3 separate regions of the Mus musculus genome follow, and regions 1 and 2 are each linked to region 3. A link is a loop called in an ENCODE intact Hi-C map of the cell type or tissue named here. Cell type or tissue: heart. All regions are shown on one strand.

The links. Hi-C counts contacts between places; a loop is a spot of excess contacts. Peaks named below come from ENCODE experiments on the same cell type or tissue, not always from the same donor. Only the 100,000 strongest peaks of a DNase experiment are listed, where the experiment ranks them.
Region 1: a loop joins it to region 3, with 4 times the contacts of the local background. A loop is called at or near these places in 6 of 42 quality-filtered maps.
Region 2: it touches region 3 in a loop (2.2-fold over the local background); 3 of 42 quality-filtered maps call a loop at or near these places.

Annotation. Positions count from the first base shown.
Region 1 is chr16:76,198,955-76,206,954 of GRCm38, reverse strand. The region is part of intron 2 of Gm30507 (a long non-coding RNA gene); the gene reads left to right. Among named protein-coding and RNA genes, the nearest start is that of Gm30507, 47 kb to the left of the region's middle. In heart, CTCF peaks have their summits at 4,578 and 6,451 (motif pointing right); no DNase peak of the experiment used is centred here.
Region 2 is chr16:76,783,152-76,791,151 of GRCm38, reverse strand. No RefSeq gene overlaps it. Among named protein-coding and RNA genes, the nearest start is that of Gm30790, 8.1 kb to the right of the region's middle. In heart, a CTCF peak has its summit at 4,508; DNase peaks (open chromatin) are centred at 4,251 and 4,511.
Region 3 is chr16:75,762,389-75,770,388 of GRCm38, reverse strand. Hspa13 (heat shock protein 70 family, member 13) reads left to right here and starts at 3,571. Exons shown (of 5, transcript NM_030201.3): 1 at 3,571-3,654; 2 at 5,105-5,445. The coding sequence starts at 3,630. In heart, CTCF peaks have their summits at 3,356 and 3,555; a DNase peak (open chromatin) is centred at 3,478; H3K4me3 peaks cover 2,266 bases; H3K27ac peaks cover 1,923 bases.

The DNA of each region.
Region 1 (8,000 bases), 440 kb before region 3:
TTTTCTCTTCCTTTCTCTTCTTTTCTCTTCCTTTCACTTCTCTTCTCTTCTCTTCTCTTCTCTTCTCTTCTCTTCTCTTCTCTTCTCTTCTCTTCTCTTCTCTTCTCTTCTCTTCTCTTCTCTTCTCTTCTCTCCTCTCCTCTCCTCTCCTCTCCTCTCCTCTCCTCTCCTCTCCTCTCCTCTCCTCTCCTCTCCTCTCCTCTCCTCTCCTCTCTTTTTCTTTCCTTTCCTCTCCCTTTCTCTTCCTTTCTTTTCCATTCTTTTCTGGCAAAAAATTTTAAATTTCACCTTTCTTTATAGCTGAATAAAACTCTACTGTTCACATGTACCCCATTCTAATTACTCATTTGTCCATTGATGGCATATGGATTGATTCTGTTTTCTAGTTATTGTGACTAGAAAAACAATGAACACATCCATGGAAGCATTGCTGTAGCAGGAGATGCAGTCCTCTGAGTATATATGAGAGTGGCATGGTACTTCTGTTTTCAGTTGTACATGAAATCTCCATATTTGTTTCCAGAATGACTTCCCCGACCAACTGTTTGTAAGGATGGCTTACCCTCCTATGGACAGAATATAAGTTTCTCTATATTTATTGTAATTTGCTACTTTAATGATAGCCATTATAACTAAGTAGGAAGAGAGATCAAAGTAGTTTTTAGCTTACATTTATCTGGTGGTTAAAAATGGCCAATACTTTAAAAAACTATTCCTAGACATTTGAGGTTCTTTTGAGAGCTTTCTGATTCTATGGCCTGCTTTTCAGCTTAGTTGTTCATGGTTTTAATGCTTAACTTTTTTTCCTTTAGTTGGCTGTATTTCAGACACTAATTCTCTGAATTAATATTTAGACACATGTACAGTTGGCAAAGTCTTCTCTGGAGGCTGCCTCTTCACTCACTGATTGTCACTTTCCTTTGTTATATAGAATGGTCATAGTTTCATGAGGTCTCCCCTCCATCAGTTGTTGGCTTTATTTACTGTACAACTAGAGTCCTGCCCAGGAAGTCCTTACTGAGTCTGTATGTCAAAGTATAATTCCTATGATTTCCTCTGGCAGTTTCAGAATTTCAGATCTTACACTGAGGTATTTAATCCATTTTATGTGTGTTTTGTGCAGAATAAGAGATAAAAATTTGATTTCATACTTCTGTACGTAATATTCAGTTTTCCAAGCACTGTTTGTTGAAGATGCTGCCTTTTCTCTATGCATGTTTTTTGGCATCTTCACCAACGTTTGGGTGGTTGTAGTTGTGTAGACTTCTATCTGTATCCAGTGGTCCATTTATCTGTATGTTTCTCCATGTGCCAGCACCATGCTGATTTTGATATTGAGGCTCTGAGGTACAACCTGAAGTCAGGTATGGTGACTTCTCTAGCAGTTTACTTCTTGTTTAGGTTTGGGTTGATGACCCAGGATTGTTTATGCTTCCACATACATAATATTGCTTTTCCACATTTTTTTGAGGAATGATGGTGGGATTTTGATTGGAATAGCATGGGACCTATAGATTGCTTTTAGTATGAAAGTCAGTTTCACAATATTTCTTCTTCCAACCCAAGAACACAGGAGGTCTTTCCATCTTCCAATGTCTATATCTCTGTCTGTCTGTCTGTCTTCCTTCCCTCCCTTCCCTCCCTCCCTCCCTCCCTCCCTCCCTCCCTTCCTCCCTCCCTCTCTTTCTTTCTTCCTCCCTCCCTTCCTTTCTTCCTCCCTCCCTCCCTCCCTCCCTCCCTCTCTCTTTCTTTGTTTCCTTCTTTCTGTCTCTCTCTCCCTTCCTTCCTTCCTTCCTTCCTTCCTTCCTTCCTTCCTTCCTTCCTTCCTTCCTTCCTTCCTTCTTTCCTTCCTTCCTCCCCCGTCCCCCTCCTCCTCCTCCCCTCCTCCCCCTCCTCCTCCTGCTTTTCCTCCTCTTCTTCTTTGTCTTGGTTTTTCAAGATAGGGTTTCTCAGTTAGTCCTGACTTTTCCTGGAATTCTCTCTATAGACCAAGCTGGCCTCATATTCAGAGATTTGCGTTCCTCTACCAAGTGCTGAGATTAAAGGTGTGTGACACCACAGCTTGACTCCAATGTCTTCTCTAATTCTTCAGTATCTTAAGGTTTTCATCGTAGGAATCTTTTGTCTCATTGAATAGCTTTATTCCAACATATTTTATTTTTCAATGCTAAATATTACTTTTTTTACTGGAGTAGGATTTAAATACATGAAATAATTTTGAGAGGTATCACATGTATATAGCGTCCTATACTAAGGCATTACATACATCTATTCATTTAGAACTTCAATTCCATTCTTTCAAAAAAAAATCCCCACCGTGTTCTAATTTTATATGGGTATTGTTTCTTAAACTTATTTTTGGTTCCATAAATGTTCAATGTTTCTATTATACATTACAGGTAGAATATTTTACTTTCAGCCAAAATGAAATGGATCCCATACTGGGGCTTACTGAGAAGCAACTGTGGCTTGTAGAAACCATCAGATATGTCACCACTCATGAAGAATAGAGGAAGAGGAAGGGAAAAGCATGGTGACTGCCTCAGCATTTTTAAGATCTCTTGTTCATCTTTATGTCAAGGGTCCACACGCATATATGTCTTTCTTCAAAAAATACTGGAAAACTAGAGGACATGGGAAGACTTACTGTAGAACTATTTTTGCTTTACTTTTGGGGAAATAAATGGAAGGATGTATATTAACTCAGAGTGGATATGCCCTTTGTGTATGATTGAGCTTGCTCTGCTATATAGTCATATAGTTCATTGGTTGATGTAGGCAAACTATGGTTATGAACTTGACAAGCCCTAACATATACATGGTCATAGAGTGTGAGGTTTTTTCGGTGTCTCAAGGAACCTCAGCATATTAGGAACTGGGAAGAATCTTGTTGAGACTGTAGTATGGTTGTTTGAAAAAAATACAGTGCAGGGCTTAGTGGTCTTAAGGTATGCAGTAGACTTCCATGGTGAACTACTCTAAGCCAGGCTTCTGAAAACTATAGTGCTCTATTGTCTCGAGGTTCTTTGGAGTTGTTGGAAGCTACAGGCCACCTCTACAATCTGTAGGGTAACTCTTTGTTGCCTTTCCTGATTCTCTTATGGTTCTCCAGAAATTTTTGGTTGCCTTGGTTTGGGAGTGCACAACAATCTGTCTGTACTGTCACATTGTGTCTCTAACATCAGAGACACATTTATGGATAAGAGTACCAGAAATATTGGCGGAAGGGTCAGCCTACTCTAGTATGACCTCATCCTATTACAAATTACATCTGCAATGACTCTACTTCCAAGTAAGGTCATATTTCTGGGGCCCCAGGAGTTGGATTTTAATGCAAATTTTTAAGGAAAGTAGCAATATCATTCAAAAATATTAAATATGTGATGTCCAAGCACTCACTGTGTTTTACATTGAAGAAATGATTAGTGGCTTTGGAGAGCACTGAGATCAAACTCAAAGCAAAGTTCACAGCAGTGGCTTAGTGAGTGTCAAGTGGATAAGGGTCCCTGTGAACAAGAGAAGTGCATAATCCGAAGTCAACAGAACGCTGAGGATTTGAGAGTCTTTGAGAATCCTAGCTGCTCATCAGTGTACAGTGAAGGAGTCTTAAGGCAGCAAGTACATTTTCTTAGTGAAGTAATATAGAATGAAATGCTCTAGTTCACTAAAGTTTATATTTATATGGTTACTAACATAATCATGTGTTTGGTTATGTGCTTCCTGTCAACACAAACTCTTAGACTATTACAGTCAGTTCAAAAACACTTATACTGACGTAAGCTTATTGGGTTATATGAGAGTACATGTATACTCACATGTTTTTCCATACTTTATAGTATTCCCCAAGAGTCAAAACATTGCTCAGTTATAAAACGTAGCCAATTTGTCATAACACAGTGGTCTAGAAAGAGAAGGGCATTCACAGTTTATAATCTGAAAAGACTGCTTTTCCCTCAGAGTCTAGAGAAATCACTGGTTCATTTTTCTATGAGGAAGTCAAAGTTTGTTCAACATTTGGAGTTTCTGACTCTCTGTTTCTCATGCACAGGACCCTGGGTTCAGTTCCCAGAACTAAAGAAACAAAATTGAATCCCCTTTGTTCAAACTTGGCAAGACAAAGTAATTAGCAGTGCTTCCAGGTTGTTTTGTTTCCTAGTGTATCGTATATTTAAATATACTTTATGTGTTGTGGATGTTTTTCAGTGAAAATGGAATGTTTTTATAGGCAATTAGTATTTTCAATTAACTAATTGATATTAAAACTGTGTATAGAAGGTTGTTTGCTTCAGGATAGTATTGGGTTTCAATAATAACTTTTGATTCAGGAAAATTCTATACAAATGTGTTCCTATTTCCTTTTCCTAATCTCTCTTGAGAAAGCAAACACGAGTGAATATGTACTTAGCATTTGTTGGTGGGACGGAAGGACTGCTTGGCTCAACTTTGAACCTGGAGCATTTTTCTTTCTAAATCAATGAGTCTTTCCTGCTGAAAGCTCTACTGGTAGAGAGAGAAGCATTAGAGCCCAGAAGCAGGGGAAACCATCCTTGACAGGTTCAATGTTGCCCCCCTCAGGAGTGTCTATGCAATGGAACGTTGCGATCACCGCCCAAGGGTTTGAAGTGCTGAGGTGCAGTCAAACCTTTGAACTTAGGTTGAAAGAGCAAGTGAACATAAACAACACAGAAATCACTCTTCTCCATCTGAACTGGAGGCCGAAGAAAATGCTCTCTATTTGTGTGTGCAGAGCCAGCCTTGCCCTGAGGGGAAAGATGATTCTTTTGATAGCCTGGGAAGTAGCATTTTCTGTAAGAGAAGTTCTTAGGTTATAGGAACTTTCTGGTGACTCACACTAGCTGGCTTCTTCGGTTGAGCTGGGCAGCCCATAATCTCTTCGGGTTCAGCTTTAGGAAATTGCCCCCTAATGGGCTTTAGGTGACAGGCAGTGTCTGGACGTAGGAAGGGGAATTATTGTAGTTGACCCAGAATGGACATGGGACTTTGGAACCTCCTGGATAACATAGTTGCTTACCTTCTTGTTATCAGCCTGAAAAACTTAATCAAGTGACACACTTTTAGTCCCCTGACTGTCTCATGACCAACGGGAAGATCTTAGGCAAAGCTCAATCCAGGAAGATTGTCATAAAGTTTTCGACTGGACTCTGCCTCAGGAAAAGTTTAGCGTGTCCTGGCTTGCGTTCATAATGCTGACTCTGAGAGCTTAAGGTTTTGCCTTTTTTTTTTTTTTTTTTTGTGCCCTTTGTGGTGTTAGGAAGCAATCACAGGAATGCACACATGGTAGGAGATGTTCCGTCATGCAGGTGTATCCCTAGCCTGAAGGAGTAATGTGTTCTGGAATACAGTAAGTAACGTTCTTAAGCTCACGTACAGAACACCATGTAGCAGATTCATTCCTGTTTTTACAAAGGCTGTGGAATGGAGGAACCATAGACTTGCTAAAGGTTAGTGATGTCAGGAATGAGGAAAGACTTGTTCACGTGGAAGAGAATCTCATCCAAAGCTATGGCAATACTAAAACATTACTGTGGCAGCTCTCTCTTGCACGTCCACGCTTGCCCAAGTTTGCTAGGCAGAAGACCCTGGAGTCCATTTCAGAGGAACGTTTTGTGTTCACAGTGACATGGCTGTCACTCTTACAAAGCATCTGCTTTCTGTGCCATTAATCACACTTCTTTTACAAATATAATTAAATAGAAGTGATGACAAATTGGAGTAATGCTTTTATCTTAATAGTAGGCTTTAAGTATTTGGCTGATGCTATGATGTCTTTGTTAGACACGAGAAAGAGGATTATAATATACAAAGTCATGAAATATTTGTTCTATGCAAAGAAAGGAATCCTCAATCATTTTTATTTACATTCCTGTACAACCTGGGTCAGTCTGCCCCAGGAAATTCTCTTTTCTAGAGAAGTCTGCACACTGACCTCGTAGAGTAAACTTAGAGCATGGAACAAAGTCAGCCAAGGCTTTTGTTTGTTATGCATAATTATTGCCAGTTTCCTAGACTAAGACAGGGAATCATTAGTCTAAATAATTTTGGACAAAACTGATTTATTACTTAATTTAAATTTTTTTCATGTTCTTTAGATAGTAAAAAAAAAAAAAAAACAACAACATTTCTCTTCACTTTAGGATAAAAATAACAAACCAATCCATTAGTTACATAATTTTAGATTCTACTTCACCAGAAACATGTATTTTTTTTTTTAAACAATTGATTTTATTTTATTTTTTTAAAAAGATCAAAGACAGTCAAGTCAGGGACATGTCTTTAGCAGTTTGCATTGGTATAGTCGATTTAATTAAATAAAAGAGAAAGTAGAAGAAATCCCAGTTAGTTATGGAAAGTTAAACTATGTTATAAATATGGCTAAAGTAAGGGAATTTGTATGCCTTATATTTTAAAGGCACTGATAGGGTGGAAATAGGAGTGGCCAGCAGGGGGCTTTTTAGACTTCATCCACCTTCCAGTGTAGGAAACTGAAATGACTTTTTTCCTAAGAAAGGAACTGAGTGGGGAAGCTGAGCCCCTGTGCTTGGACAACAGTCAAGTTCCCTTCTGCTAACTCCTGTCTTCCTTTTCCCTCTCCAATCTTATTTTCCAAGACCTGGTAGGTGTGGCCCACGTGCTGGACTGAGTTATCGCAGGTCTTCAGTCCTCACCTTACACTCCACCTCTGAGAGCTTCCTGGGGAGGAATGGAATGATTGCTCCCTAGTAGAGATAAACTGAAAGGGGGTTCAGAGCAAAACGAAAAGCACATTTTAGTTATACGGGTGATGTGATAGTTCTAGAGAAAATGGCTTCATCTTCCTCGTGGATTTGCAGGGAGCACTCTGGAGCCAGGACTGGAAGGAGTAAAGGAGCGCCGGACAAGGCAGTCTTATACGACATTCTTTTGTTTGTTTTTGTTTTTTGGTTTTGCAAGACAGGGTTTCTCTGTGTAGCCCTGGCTGTCCTGGAACTCACTTTGTAGACCAGGCTGGCCTCGAACTCAGAAATCCGCCTGCCTCTGCCTCCCAAATGCTGGGATTAAAGGTGTGCGCCACCACGCCCAGCCTTATACGACATTCTTATTTACTTATTTTATTCGTTTGTGTTACTCTTATTGCTTTGAGTCAGGGTAGCTCAGGTTTTGCTGTGTAGCCCAGGTTGGCCTTGAATCCATGATCCTCCTATCTCCATCTACTGAATACTAAGATATTAGGCACGAGTGACTATGTCTGCTTTTAATGAGCCATTTTAAAAGAATGTATTTTCTCAGCAATTTGGAAGTATGTGACGGGTGTCCACACTGGTGAAGCCATCTAGAAACAAATTCTCATTGATTCTGCTACACAGCACCAAACTATCTACATTCAAAAAAATTCACTTCCCATTTTTTTTCCTTCTCTATATCTATTTTCTAAACATAGGCACATTTTAAAAGTGAGGCAGAGCTATTCACAGAGAGTAAATAAAAGGTAAAGACATTTTGTGTTAACTGAGCGAAATCCCAAGAGAAGTGAAAGCTGACCTCATCTGATTTTTCAAATAAGAATTAAGTCTTGACAGAGACATCCAGCCATGTTTCTAAAATTAGCTTAGATGTTCCAAGTAATTCAAAAGTCAGGAATTCTCAGTTCAATGTTCAAGGTACAAAATCCTTTTAGAATTTTGTTTTAACTTGAAGAAAATGAAACTTTGATTGTTGAAATAAGGCAGACAGTTGAGAACAGCTGGCCTAGGGGTCACGCTTACCAAACTGTGCCACACGGCACTGGGACAGGGGTTACTAAGACCAGGGAATGAGCCTGTGGCTTCTTCATATGCTGACAGTGGAAGCCCAGATTGGGACGGATGGTACACAGGGCCTTGCTGTAAAGTACAATTCAGAATTCAAGTGATCTGAACTCATGTGCTGGGTTCCACACCCCCAGGGGGATGTTTTAGAAAGTGGGGCCTTTGTTAAGAGATGAGGAAACTAAGAAAGAGCCC
Region 2 (8,000 bases), 1.0 Mb before region 3:
ATTGAGAGTTCCTCTTGGAGGATTTTACCTTTGATGAGAATGAAGTGTCCCTCCTTGTCTTTTTTGATGACTTTGGGTTGGAAGTCAATCTTATCAGATATTAGGATGGCTACTCCTGCTTGTTTCTTCATACCATTTGCTTGGAAAATTGTTTTCCAGCCTTTCATTCTGAGGTAGTGTCTATCTTTTTCTCTGAGATGAGTTTCCTGTAAGCAGCAAAATGTTGGGTCTTGTTTGTGTAGCCAGTTTGTTAGTCTATGTCTTTTTATTGGCGAGTTGAGACCATTGATGTTAAGAGATATTAAGGAAAAGTAATTGTTGCTTCCTGTTATTTTAGTTGTTAAAGGTGGCATTCTGTTCTTGTGGCTGTCTTCTTTTAGGTTTGTTGAGGGATTACCTTCTTGTTTTTTCTAGGGCGTTGTTCCCGTTCTTGTATTGGTTTTTTTCTGTTATTATCCTTTGAAGGGCTGGATTCGTGGAGAGATAATGCGTGAATTTGGTTTTGTCGTGGAATACTTTGGTTTCTCCCTCTATGATAATTGAGAGTTTGGCTGGGTATAGTAGCCTGGGCTGCAGTTTGTGTTCTCTTAGTGTCTGTATAACATCTGTCCAGGCTCTTCTGGCTTTCATAGTCTCTGGTGAAAAATCTGGTGTAATTCTGATAGGCTTGCCTTTATATGTTACTTGACCTTTTTCCCTTACTGCTTTTAGTATTCTATCTTTATTTAGTGCATTTGATGTTCTGATTATTATGTGTCGGGAGGAATTTCTTTTCTGGTCCAGTCTATTTGGAGTTCTGTAGGCTTCTTGTATGTTCATATGCATCTCATTCTTTAGATTTGGGAAGTTTTCTTCAATAATTTTGTTGAAGATGTTTGCTGGACCTTTGAGTTGAAAATCTTCATTCTCATCCACTCCTATTATCCGTACGTTTGGTCTTCTTATTGTGTCCTGGATTTCCTGGATATTTTGAGTTAGGATCTTTTTGCATTTTCCATTTTCTTTGATTGTTGTGCCGATGTTCTCTATGGAATCTTCTGCACCTGAGATTCTCTCTTCCATCTCTTGTATTCTGTTGCTGATGCTCAAATCTATGGTTCCAGATTTCTTTCCTAGGGTTTCTATCTCTAGTGTTGCCTCGCTTTGAGTTTTCTTTATTGTGTCTACTTCCCTTTTTAGGTCTAGTATGGTTTTGTTCATTTCCATCACCTGTTTGTATGTTTTTTCCTCTTTTTCTGTAAGGACTTCTACCTGTTTGATTGTGTTTTCCTGTTTTTCTTTAAGGACTTGTAACTCTTTAGCAGTGTTCTCCTGTATTTCTTTAAGTGATTTATTAAAGTCCTTCTTAATGTCCTCTACCATCATCATGAGATATGCTTTTAAATCTAGGTCTAGGTTCTCAGGTGTGTTGGGGTTCCCTGGACTGGGCGAAGTGGGTGTGCTGGGTTCTGGTGATGGTGAGTGGTCTTGGTTCCTGTTAGTAAGATTCCTCCGTTTACCTTTCGCCATCTGGTAATCTCTGGAGTTAGTAGTTATAGTTGACTCTGTTTAGAGATTGTTCTTCTGGTGATTCTGTTACCGTCTATCAGCAGACCTGGGAGACAGATTCTCTCCTCTGAGTTTCAGTGCTCAGAGCACTCTCTGCTGGCAAGCTCTCTTACAGGGAAGGTGCGCAGATATCTTGTATTTGGACCTCCTCCTGGCCGAAGAAGAAGGCCCAAAACAGGACCTTTCTCAGACACTGTGTTGCTTTGGCAGTTCCCAGGTGGTACAGACTCTCACCTAAGCAGACTAAATTCCTAAGTTCCTTGGAGTCCCGGGACCAAGATGGCGACCGCTGCTGCTGTGGCTTAGGCCGCCTCCCCAGCCGGGTGGGCACCTGTCCTCCGGTCCGGAAGGTGGCCGGCTGTCCCCGGCCCACACAGGGTGCTGCCTCAGCCCCTCTGTGCTTCTGCCTGTTCCAGAAGCTGTCAGGTTCTCTGGCGCACCCTCTCACCTGTTCAGACTAATTTCCTAAGTTCGGCGGGTCCCGGACCAAGATGGCGACCGCTGCTGCTGTGGCTTAGGCCGCCTCCCCAGCCGGGCGGGCACCTGTCCTCCGGTCCGGACGGTCTTATTTTGAATGAATATTATCAGCTAAAGCTATAAGACAATCATAGTTTTGTTTTCATAGAGGTTTTGGTTGTTGAATAACCTAGCGGGGGCTTGTTAACAAGATAAGAAGTAGGGCTGGAGGGCTGGCTCATCAGTTAGGAATAATGGCTGCTTTTCCAGAGGACTTAGTTTCTTTCCCAGCACCTATATGGCAGCTGGCAGTCTTTGGTCCCAAGAAATCCAACTCTTTTGCACTCTAGGGACACCAGAGATATATGTGGCATACATAGGTACATGCAGGCAAAGTAGTCATATACATGGAATAATAGATGCAAACAATGTTTTAAGGACATTGAAATAAATCAAATGTATACTATTTTTCATCTAAGGAGCTCTTCTATTTGTTAAAGAGAAACGATTATTGTTCAGATTTTTTCTTTTGCACTTTCTTTTGGATTTGCCTTAGCAAGTCAGGCGCTTACATGGAGAATTGAATGCTGAACTTAAGCCTGATGAAAAGAACTCCAGTTAAAGGGAGGATATGCTTATAAACAAGAATGAGTTCTTGTTGATATCCAAATTGGCAAGTAGTCAAGTTCTAAAATGTTCAAAATATTGAAAAATGGGCAACCACAGTTTTGTAGTTTAGTAAGGCGACTAAAGCCTAAAGAAACAACTTTCTACTACCCAAGTTTGAGTGCCTTTTACGATAATAGATGTTATTAAACATAGACATATGCCTAATAGTTATTTTAAGTTCATAAGAATATTGAATATTTCTATATCCACAGAAGTATTGTTCTTTCTGTTTTCCATACAGAACTTAATAGCTGTAAGAATTCATAGGTGGCATTTAAAATTTAAAGTATAAAGGACTTTCTTTGCAATTGTATTTTACACACATTATACATACACATGAATTGCCCCATTCTGTCCTGTTACAAAAGGAATTCACTTTTTCCTTTTTTTTTTCTCCTTTCTGGGTGAAATGTGTGAAATGTGTAATTTCTTTTTCTGTTCTTGAACATGAAGACAGATAAATTGGAGACCTTGGTGTGCTCTAAATGTTTTCCTTGTCACTTGGTGAGGGAATGTAGACTGGCCATCTAAAACCATTACATATAAGCTAGGAATGTGTCCCATCCCCCATGCTTCGTGCCCCGGTGAAATAAAACATTTTTTATCATGATGTAAAGGCTTTAGTCTTATCCAAATAAATAAAAGATGTGAATTTTCATTCTTAATGTAATTTCTAATCGTCCTATTTTGGATAGTTAAGATGGATCAGTGAGTCAAGGTGAGGAGCACTCTGAACCCGGGGACAGCCTTTCTCTTGTCCAGTTGGAAGACCTGGGGACAGCCTTTCTCTTGTCCAGTTGGAAGGCCTGGGGACAGCCTTTCTCTTGTCCAGTTGGAAGACCCGGGGACAACCTTTCTCTTGTCCAGTTGGAAGACCTGGGGACAGCCTTTCTCTTCTCCAGTTGGAAGACCCGGGGACAACCTTTCTCTTGTCCAGTTGGAAGATGTACTACCAGCTTTTGGAGGTTGAGGCAAGAGATTTAATGAAACACGTAGTGAAGACGGTGTCTCCTAAATGAAAGCATTACCTAAACCTAAAGGTCAATGTTGATTTGGCTTAGAAACACAGGTCCACATGAAGCACTCATCAACGCAGTCACAAGAGAAAGTGACTGCTGAGACGATTGACTGATGCAAGTTCAGGTAAGAACATACTTCTCAAAATACATTTTCAGAGCATCAAATGTCAAAAACATACCCACCTTTCAATTGTCAAGATGCTGAAGTTAAATTCAACTCCTATAGAGCTGAGGAGTGGCCCCACTGACATCTGCCCATACTTGAAACCCATGAACTTGACCTTTTGTCTAGAGATACCTCTAGCAGAGATACCGTGTAGCAGAGATAAAGAAGTCAAGAGTCTTGGGAGGAAATCAACATGAATCATTCAAACTGCCCTTAAGTTCAATGGCAGAAATCGTACCGAGAAAATGAGAGAGGCCATGTGAAGCCAGAGGAAGAAATTGGAGTTATGAAATAACAATCCAAGGAACATGGAGAGCCACCAAGAGTTGAGCCCTGCAAGGAAAGATACCCCATGACTGTCTGTAGCTGGAACACATTGCTGCACACTGATTCACACATTGGCCTCAGAACCATGAAAGGATGGTGTTCCATTATCTGCAGACACCAGCTTGCAGTCTTTTGTCATAAGAGTCCTAGGAAACTAATGATCCACTGAAGTGGTCTGATTTAAAATATAAATATATGTGTATATAAGAAAAGAAGAAAGAAGTCCTCAGGGACTCAGTTCTGGAATAGCTGAAAAGAACAGAGTGGACCTGTCTGACTGTTTGTCTCTGCCAACAGAGGGAGCCAAAATGACCTCCAGGCCAAATCAGTCTCCTGGGGAGCCCTCTACTGGACATCGTGTTCAGCCAGCCTGAACTGGCTGAGAGGGATAAGCCTTTTATAGACAAGAACCCTAAAGCCAAAACCAGAACTGAAATACACTCAGAAGGTCAATGGCAGGAAGGTGATGCTTGCTAGGACATTTGCTCCAAGGCTGTCTTCTCACCCAGACGGGGAAGATCACGATAGGAAATAGAGCACACCAAGACACACATAATGCCACTATGTGAGAACTCCTGAAGTATTGCCCTCTCCTTTTGCTCATTGTTCAGAACCCCAGAAACCTGAATCTGCTTGCAAAGCCTGCTAAACCCAAGACTCACTGGCTCAGCAAATATCTATCAGGCTTACTGTTCCAGATTGTCCATCAAACCCCTACAAGGGTTACCTGACCTCAGGGTCTTATGAAAAGAACAAATGGATTTGTTGATAGTGATTGCCTCAAAGGTGGGTTGCCTCAAAGAGAGTTGTCGGCATTCTGTAGCATTAAGTGTAATTTCTTGAATGTGATAGATGATATATAAACAGTGTCGTTTGAATATGACTCTCTTGGAGTGAGAAGCTAATGGCTATCTTTAAGCAGTATATCAGAAGTAATGGTATTTTATAAAGTGTATTCTTTGCCCTAACAACTTGACTCTGGCATGCATACTTTCAAAATTCCTCACTTGAGTTGGAGAGCTGTTTCAGCAGGTAAGGGCAGAGGTCTTGCAGAGGACCTAGATTTAATTCATAACACTCCAAAAAGGGCTAACAAATATCTGTAACTCCAATTCAAGGGAATCTGATTACATTGGTGGGCACAGCATGCACATGGCACACAGATATAGATGCAAGTAAACTCTCATATCCATAAAACAAACAAACAAACAAACAAACAAACAAACCCTTCATTACTAATCAAGCCTTCTGTTTACATGCACTCATTCTAAATATAATTCTAAGTATGCCTAGTTTTCTTTTGTGTTTATGGTCAATTTGTTTTCTTCATCATTTCCTAAGAGTTCTGATTGAAGATAGGAGACACTCTGAATTACACACACTTCATTTAGTGGCATTAGGGTTATCATTTCTGGCTTTAAAGTAGTGTGGAAAAGGTGCTTTAAATTCCTTTTGTTAAGGATGAGTTATGCCACACTCAGGCAGTGAACTGCAAATGGACTCCTTTCACTGCTGCAGAACTTTGGGTACCATGTAACTTCTGACTCAAAAACACTGTGTTTTGAACAGAGACGTACTGGCCTTGCAAGAATATTTGTGATTCGAACAATACCATTACAGTTTAGTCTGTTCACTGCTAAGGAGTTTGTGTGGGATACAAAAATATTATTTAGTGGTTGAGGGTTACACAGGAACTCTCATATAGAAAAAAATTTTTACTAGTATTTTTGATATCTTCCTTGACATAAGAAATCTATTTCACAGAAGCTGGAAAGAACCCAGATGCCCCTCAACAGAGAAATGGATACAGAAAATGTGGTACATTTACACAATGGAGTACTACTCAGCCATTAAAAAGAATGAATTTATGAAATTCCTAGGCAAACGGATGGACCTGGAGGGCATCATCCTGAGTGAGGTAACCCAATCACAAAAGAACTCGCACAATATGTACTCACTGATAACTGGATATTAGCCCAGAAACTTAGAATACCCAAGATATAAGATACAATTTGCTAAACACATGAAACTCAAGAAGAACAAAGACCAAAGTGTGGACACTTTGCCCCTTCTTAGAATTGGGAACAAAACACCCATGGAAGGAGTTACAGAGACAAAGTTTGGAGCTGAGACGAAAGGATGGACCATCTAGAGACTGTCATATCCAGGGATCCATCCCATAATCAGCTTCCAAACGCTGACACCATTGCATACACTAGCAAGATTTTGCTGAAAGGACCCAGATATGGCTGTCTCTTGTGAGACTATGCCGGGGCCTGGCAAACACAGAAGTGCATGCTCACAGTCAGCTATTGGATGGATCACAGGGCCCCCAATGGAGGAGCTAGAGAACGTACCCAAGGAGCTGAAGGGATCTGCAATCCTATAGGTGGAACAACATTATGAACTAACCAATACCCCCACCCCGAGCTCGTGTCTCTAGCTGCATATGAATCAGAAGATGGCCTAGTCGGCCATCAGTGGAAAGAAAGGCCCATTGGTCGTGCAAACTTTATATGCCTCAATACAGGAGAATGCCTGGGCCAAGAAGTGGGAGTGGGTGGGTGGGGAGTGGGTGGGTGGGGAGTGGGTGGGTGGGGAGTGGGTGGGGGAGCATGTGGGGGACTTTTGCGATAGCATTGGAAATGTAAATGAAATAAATACCCAATTAAAAAATTTTTATTAAAACATAAAAAAAGAAATCTATTTCAAAATTTATACCTTGGAAAATCTCATCAGTGGAACTCCGTAAGCTATGATGATAACCCACCCAGCAAAACATAACCATAACTGCCATAGTGACATGGTTGAAATGGAGATCACCAATTATTTTCTGATTGTATTTAAGTCTCAGTCTACTGAAGGAAACACACACCTGGTAAATTCAGCCAAGAACCCATGGTTAGAGAGTTTACACACCATCGGGATAAAACTTCTGCTAACTGGATAGAGTGTCAAACTGCCATCTGAAGTTTTCTTTCTGTATTCATAAATTAGTGCAACTCTCAGATATCACCTGAGAAGTTTCTTTGTATAGTGGATAACAGTCAACTCAGAAGCTCACAACTGGTCAAAGTGTCTGTGGACTGTTCATCTACAAATGTGACATCGATCTCACTCTCAGGGACCATTGAGAAAGACAAGGTCAAAGATTGCAAGGGGCAGAAGACTCAGGGAATTGGAACAGAATAACAGAACCACTACACTCATGAACACATAAGAGCTATGGTTGTCCGTACAAGCCCTGCACAAAATCAATCCAGGTAGGAATTGGGAAAGGTACGATGATCCCTTACTTACAGATGACTCATTATTAAGAGTTGAAGGTGTCTGGAGTAGTTACAGTCAGGTTTATTTAGGGGTGTGGCCCTTGGTAGATTAAACATGCTTCATTGGATGGTCCCACACCACACTCATGAGTATATTGGTCAAATAAATCCCACTCAGTGAGAAAAAGAGAAGAGAACACAATGACACTGGAAGGGAAATTGAAGTAAGAGAAGATAGAGGGGAGGAATCATGGTGAATACGATGAAAATATAGTATATGTATGTAAGACATTCTCAAAGGATTAATGAAATATATTTAATTGAAAAATTAAAACCTTATTCCAATCTTCTGTGAAGTTATTTGCTCCAGAGTTTTTCTATGCCTTAGAGCCAAACACCTTAGGTTTGTTGTTCGTAGGGCGCTTTGCATTATTTGCAAAAACCGTGCCCATGTATTTAAATTATCCAGGAATTAACACTTATCTGCTACCTCTCCACTTCTTTTCCTGCTGTTTGCATTGAACTGAGTCCACTTCACTCTATTTA
Region 3 (8,000 bases):
GAGCTCATCATCTTCATGAATACATCAACACATTGCTAATTCTTGAAATCCTTCAAGTAGACAGCACTGAAATAGGCTTATACTGTCTGGAATGTTGCTGAAGATAAGTTTTAAGAAAAGGACAGCTAATTTTATTACATATATGTACATATATTTATATTAATTGAATGTTATTATTGTAGATTACTTTCATTGAAATGATCCCATTAACAATTACATTTCTCTTTTCTGTTACAATAAAAAATAACTCAAAAAGAATAAAACATTTTAACAAATGTAGTAGGGCCAGGTGGTTGTAGCAGTAAATATATTTTGAGTCTGAGTCGCTATTCCAAGAGCTTGGGGCCAGGAGGAAAAATAGCCAGACATACAACAAAAGTACCTACAGCTCTATGATTTAAAATAATAGTAACACCCGGGCATGGTGGCGCACACCTTTAATCCCAGCACAGGAGGCAGAGGCAGGCAGATTTCTGAGTTCGAGGCCAGCCTGGTCTACAAAGTCAGTTCCAGGACAGCCAGGGCTACACAGAGAAACCCTGTCTTGAAAAATAAAATAAAATAAAATAAAATAAAATAAGAGTAACATCATTGAAGAACTATAATCCAGGAAAACATGTACCAAATTTCTGACCTACAGAATTGTATACTAGGCCTCTATTAGTTTTAAGACAGTTTGTTAACATAGTAACAAACAATGAAAATAACCTGTGTTATTCCTTTCTGGAAGGAAGGAATGCTATATTCCTTTCTGGGGGTAAGGGTTTTCTTCTCTGAGATAATATTGTTTATGGTCCCATATTAAATGAAAACTGTGAAAGGAAAGGGTATATACTAACTACCATTTTATTGCTGTGATTAAAATCATTGACTGAAAGGGAGTATTTTAGCTACTTTCCTATTGCTGTAATAAAACACTGTAACTAAGGCGACTTATAAAAGAAAGTGTTTACTTTGGCTTACTGTTTCAGGGGTTTAGAATCCAAGATGGTCCAGTGCAGGGTAACAGAGGGCTTACAACTTTAACCTCAAACCACCATAGCAACTCAAAAAAAAAAAAAAAAAAGTTTACATTGGCTTACAGGTCCAGAAGGCTAGATATTCGTATTGGCAGGAGAGACATGACAAACAGGCCACCAGTGCAGGAAGCTAAAAGACCATACCAACTGCAATCAGGCTAAGAACTCTGAAAGCCTGCTTTCCAGCCATGGACTTCCTCCAAAAAGTCTCCACATCCTAAAACTTCCCTAACTTCCCCAACTTGCCACAACTAGGTACCAAGTGTCTAACTACATGAGCCAGTAGGAAACATTTCTCTTTCAAAGGACAACAGAAAGGTGGGCAGAGGGAATTACAGTGAGCAGTGTTTGTATCACTGATCCTCATGATACTGGCCCCATGGCTGGTGAATCTAATGCCTGTCTGCTCTTATACTGTTGGTTGGGCTATTTTTATGTGGACTGCTTACACCTGGTTACTTTGTATCTTTCCATCAATTTACAGCTTGACTCTCACATTTAAAAAAACAAAAACAAAAACAAAAACAAAACAAAAAAAAAAACAGCTCTAAAATACTGGAAGTTCTCTTCAAGGTAAAACTATATAGGTTTCTCCAGTCTTGCTCCTTCCCAGTGATCATATTATTTCTATGTCTCACAGCATGTTGAATTAAATTTCTGATTGCCTTCTCTCTATCCTTTATTGATGCCAATGGTTACCACTGTGCTAAGCACACAGTAACTGTTCGATAACATTTATTAAAATTATCATTACCCATCAAAATCATCAGTTGGATGTTTGAATTATGCTTTCTTCATTCTTCCTAAGAACTTTGGCGAATAGTAGTCATATATCCACATGCTTTTCATTTTTCACATGACAAAGTATTTAAAAACACTAAAGTGTATTATAATGGGTCTCTGTTAGCCATAATTCAGATATAAAATCATTATATATGTATGTGTGATAATATCTATCTGTAGATAGGTAGGTAGACAGATAGACATAGACCAACCTATCATAGATAAAGTACATAGATAGCTAGAAACTTAAAAGATACAAGATTTTACGCAAGTGGAAAGCCAGTAGAGGTTCTTTCCCACAACTAGTAGACCTGTCGCCAATTAGGACTATTGATTTGCACCTAGCCAGAGAAGCACATTTAAGTTTCTAGGACCTTAAGTGTTCATGAACTTTCCCAACAGTAAAGTCACGTCCAGGAGTCCTTAAGTCGTATCAAATATTAAACAGTGAGGGGAAAACATCATGTTTTATATACTAAAAACCACCTGTATCCTCCCCCTCAATAATTGTGGTTAATCTTTTCGTCTTGCTGGGATTCAGAATCATCATGGAAGTAAACTTCCGGGTATGTATATGAGGGCGTTTCTGACCTGATTAATTGAGGCGAAAAGACTTCGCCTAACTATGAGCACTGCTATTCCGACATCCAGCAGGTTCAAGGCTGAATTAGAGAGAGAGAGAGAGAGAGAGAGAGAGAGAGAGAGAGATGCCTTCGTTTCCTGTCTCTGCTTCCTGACTGGGTGCAATGGGGACAGCTGGTTAAAAGGTCTTGCCTCCGTGACTTCCTTGCTATGAGGAACTGTACCATTGAACTTTGAGCCAAAATAAATCTTGTCTTCTTCAAATTGCTTTGCTAACGTGTCTTATGGCGCCAGGGGAAAAGTGATCGGATAGTCAACACGTGAAAGGACGGACCTGTCCAGGAAGACAATTCTGGCCATTTATGACATAATTAAAACGAAAAGTAGAATGTATCTTTCCATATTAGTTGGTAATAGCATATGTGAATGTTAATATTAGATTTGAAAATATCTTGGATAAACCATGCGGTCCTGGACAAACTTCATTCCTGACGAGCCCGTGAAATAATTTACTGCCAACAGCATCGGGCTGGCATTGCATTTAATGACTGCAAGGATATTTGCAAAGCAACGAACAGGTACACCAGAGGTGGGGTCTCCGGTAGGACTGCCCCACTGTGGAATGCTAAGGGGACTTCGGAGGGCTTAGGAGAAGTCTATCTAGAATCTTGATTTCGACCAAAGACGCATAAACCTTAAAAAAGAGGCTGAACAACAAAACGAAACAAAAAACAAAAACAAACAAACAAAAAAACCGGAAGTTTGAATTCCCCGCCTGCCTGGCAACGCAACCCACCTCGGAATCTTAATTGGTTTTATCCTCTTTATGCCTTCCAAGCTCTGGACAGTCCAGAACTGCAGTTCCCACAATACAACGCGGTGAGGCGGGGCTACAGGGACTTTTTTTTTTTTTTTTTTTTTTTTTTTTTAACCGCGAGTAAGCTCGCAGCGTTTTGGGTTTGATGAATGACAAACTCTGGCCTTTCCCAGACGCTGCTCCCACAACAAAGCCTGGTTTGTTGGGCCTTCGTGCGTGGGGAGGCCGAGTCTTCCCTCACTGGCCTGAGTAAAATCCGCCCCGCGGCCTCATGGTAGATGGAGTCATTGCTGTGGTGGAAATCGTAGTTCCTCCGGCTAATTCGGAGCCGACGGACTACATTTCCCAGGAGGCTGCGCGACAGCCGGCGACTAGGGGGCGGTGCCTCCCATCGGTACAGTCATCCTTCTGCCTGTTCGGCGGGACTGATGGCCGGAGAGATGACGATCTTAGGTCAGTATCTCAGGGGTCCCTGCAACTATGGAAGTCGACGGGGAAGTTCGACGAGGTCTGGGTGGGCAAGGGTTGGTTGTCTCACTCTCTGAATCACAGGTCACGCAGCCGAAGGGAGCCTGAAAAGGGGGCTAAGGCTGTTTGGAGCTGGTGGGGGCGGGGCGTCTGGAGTCGGGGGTCTGACTTGCCGGAGGCCTCTTGGGGTCGTGCCACCAGCCACAGGTCTGAGAGACGAGGGCCTAGGAATGCTAACGACCTCGGTCTTGAATGGGTAGCCGAAATCGGTTCTCTGTGCGAGAACCCACTGTGAATAAGAAGGGGATCTCGAGATTGAAGACTCTTGGCTTCACTCGGGATGCGGAATTGGGAGGGATTCAAGTCCCTGTGCATTCTTAGATGGATTCTCTTTTGAACATACCGATTGGGAATCAACATTCCCTTGCCAAACGCTGAGATGCTTTTGAGATTTGTCTGTAGGTGGGAAGAGACAAGTGGATAGGTTCTTGGTCTGCTATGATGTGCCAGGCGTTGATTTGAAGGAGCTAGCAATTACCAACAGCACTACCGAGTGACATTATGGGTTTGAGTGGGGACAGGTGTATTACGCAGACTAGTGAAACCAAATCAGATATTAATTCTAAACTCAAAGTGATGTTCTTATTCGCTTTTGTGTACAATATGCCTGATGTTTCTATATGATCTTTTCCCTTAAATATTTGCTGAGCCTCTGCTCTTCATGGGCCGTACTATTCAATGGTGACTAGAACTTGCCTTCGGGAAGTTTACATATTGTTGCTATCAGGGTTAGCACTTGCATACTTCTTCCCTAATATCTATTTTGAAAAGTATATCCTTAATGAATGCTTATATATGCAAAATCTCTTCTGGACTCTATGAGGTAACAGTAGTGCCTAAGCAGTTTTCAGATCAACATATCCAACTTACGTATTTTATCCTTTTGAATGGGTAAAGACGATAACCAAACAGGTTAGACTTACATACCAAAGCTGTCTCTGTGGGAATTTCATAATGGCATTTCATTTTAGTAATAACAGGTAAAAACTGTTTATGAAGCTATCAATCTAAATAGCAATAATCCAAGAAAACTGGATTGTATTTAGCTTTAGTTTCACATTTGTGATATTTTCATTCAACAACAGCATAATGGTTATTTAAATATCTTTACATTTTATTCCTTTATTATCATGTAACGGATTATACAAAAATACATTTGTGAGGGCTTTTGGTTTTTGAGGGTTTTTTTTTTCTCCTTTGTTTTTAATTGTACCCCGATGGAATGTTAAAAACTTGATGTCCAAAAGAAGTAGCTAATAATCCTATAAAGTGAAATATTTTATGTTTTGTTTTAAAAGTGCTACTAAGAAGATGTTGCTATAGGTACAGTATATGGTGGTAGCTTCATAAAAACTTATCTTTTTACCTTTTGCAGGTTCAGCTGTTTTGACTCTCCTCTTGGCGGGCTACTTGGCACAACAGTATTTACCATTGCCTACGCCAAAAGTGATTGGCATTGACCTGGGTACCACCTACTGTTCGGTTGGTGTATTTTTTCCCGGGACAGGAAAAGTGAAGGTGATTCCAGATGAAAACGGGCATATCAGCATCCCCAGCATGGTGTCCTTCACGGACGGTGATGTGTATGTGGGCTATGAGAGCCTAGAGCTGGCTGATTCAAATCCTCAAAACACAATCTATGATGCCAAACGGTTCATCGGGAAGATCTTCACCCCGGAGGAGCTGGAGGCTGAAGTTGGCAGATACCCATTTAAGGTAGGAAACTAATCTACACTCTGCGTCCATTTGATTTAACGGTGCTGTTTGAATTATGTGTCAGGGAATTGTATTCTCTCAGTGAGAAATCCCACAGCAGCTGCAGGGTGGATCAGTTCAGTGACTTCCTGGTGCTACCAGGTCAGGATATGGGGCCTTGCTGTGCACTCATCCCGCCATCATCACAGTTCCAGTTAGTTCTCTCAAGACATTTTAGGAAGGATGCTGAAGCCCCGTGGACTGTGAATAGGTATTCTCTATGTGTGTACATTTTGTATGCGTACAACATTTGTACACTTGCTGTCGTGCTTTCTGGCTTATTTGAAGTGTGTCAGTATGTTACACACATGTAGTGCATGTACCTCACTAGCTTTAATGGCTGTGGAACTGCTATTTTATTACAGAGTTACTCTATCTCAGCACTACCTCTTATACTTTGCTAGTGTCACACTAATTTTTGAAGTTCAGTATATATATATACATATACATATATATGCGTATATGTGTGTGTATATATATGTGTGCATGTATGTGTATATATATGTATGTGTAGATATATGTATACACACACACACACACACACACACACACACATATATATATATATATCTTTGTGTCTGTTAGAAATTGCCTGCCTTATGGAATTTTGAGTTGGATATATATGTGTGGGTTTTTTTTTAATAGTTATTTTATTTATTTACATTCCAGACCTTACCCCCTTCCTGGTCCCCCCTCCCAACAGTTCCTCAACCCATTCCCTCTTCCCCTTGCTCACCCCACACCAGGCCTCCCCCTTCCCTGGGGCCTCAAGTCTCTGGAGGATTAGGTGCATCTTCTCCCACTGAGGCGAGACCAGGCAGTCTTCTGCTATGTATGTGCCAGGGCCCTCAGTCCAGCCCAGTATGGTCTTGGTTGGTAGCTCAGTCTCTGGGAGCTCCCAGGGATCCGGGTCAGTTGAGACTGCTGGTCTTCCTATGGAGTCGCCCTCCCCTTCAGCTTCTTCAACCCTTCCTCTGATTCCTCCATAGGGGTCTCCTACTTCAGTTGAATGGTTGGGTGTTCGTTGGGTGTAGGTATCTGTGTCTGTCTCAGTCAACTGCTGGTAGAGCCTCTCAGAGGACAGCCATGGTAGGCTCCTGTCTGTAAACACATCATAGAATCAGTAATAGTGTTAGACCTTGGTGCACTCCATGAGATAGATCCCAAGTTGGGCTGCTCACTGGACAGCCTTTCCTTCAGTTTCTTCTCCATTTTTGTCCCTGCAGTTCTTTTAGATAGGAACAATTCTGGGTGAGAAATTTTGACTGTGGGTTAGTAATCCTGTCCCTCCACTTGAGGCCCTTCTTTCTTCTGGAGGTGGACTCTTCGAATTTCCTCTCCCCACTGTTGAGCATTTTGGATAAGGTCACCCCCATTAAGTCCTGAGAGTCTCTCACCTCCCAGGTCTCTGGGACTTTCTAGAGGGCCCCCCCAACTCCCAGATGCTTCATATTTCCATTCATTGTCTTGGCCCTTAGGACTTCTCTTCTGCCCCCCGCCCCCCATACCAGGTCCTGTTCTCCTTTTCCCATCCTCTTCCCTCTCCCACTCAGGTCCCTCCTTCCCTCTGCCTCCTGTGACTATTTTGTTGCCCCTTCTAAGTGGGATTGAAGCATCCTCGGTTGGGCCTTCCTGCTTGTTGAACTTCTTACGCTCTGTGGGTTGTCTCCTAGGTATTCTGTACTTTATGACTAATATCCACTTATCAGTGATTACATAACATGCATGCCCTATTGGGTCTGGCTTACTTCGCTCTTTTCTAGTTGCATCCATTTGCCTGCAAAATTCATGATGTCCTCATTTTTAATAGTTGAATAGTATTCCATTGTGAACATGAACCACATTTTCTGTATCCATTCTGGTTTGTTTCCAGCTTCTCGCTACTGTTAATAACACTGCTAATGAACATAGCGGACCACGTGTCCTTGTGGTATGGTGAGCAGATACCCTGGAATGGCATAGCTGGGTCTCCAGGTAGAACTATTTCCAATTTTCTGAGGAACTGCCAGGTTGATTTCCAGAGTGGTTGGTTGTACCAGCTTGCAATCCAGCATCTCCTGTCACCTGAGTTTTTGATCTTTGCCATTCTGATTGGTGTGAGGTGGAATCTCAACATTTTGATTTACTTATTTAGGAATTTTACTTATATTCCCAGATTGTAGATCAGAAGGTCTGCATGCTCTTAACCTTTGCTTTTGGAGTGTCCGCATCTTCAGCAGGCAGTGTGACTTTCTTTACTTACTGAGGTAGGCCATGCTCTGTAGCAGTCACTGAACAGCCTCTTGAGCGGGTCAGCCTTCGCACCCAGGTCCGTGTTCCACAATCCACAACTGAAAAAATGGCATTTTGTATTAATTGTCTTTCCTTTGCTTTACAGGAATTATATCTAGTGGTATTTTTTCTTTCTTCTAAAAATTCTATTGGTTGATTGATTGTTTAATTAATACAGGAACTAAATTTGTAGACTTGTCTGACCTACAACTCACAAAGACCTTATTGCCTCTGCATTTCTTCTT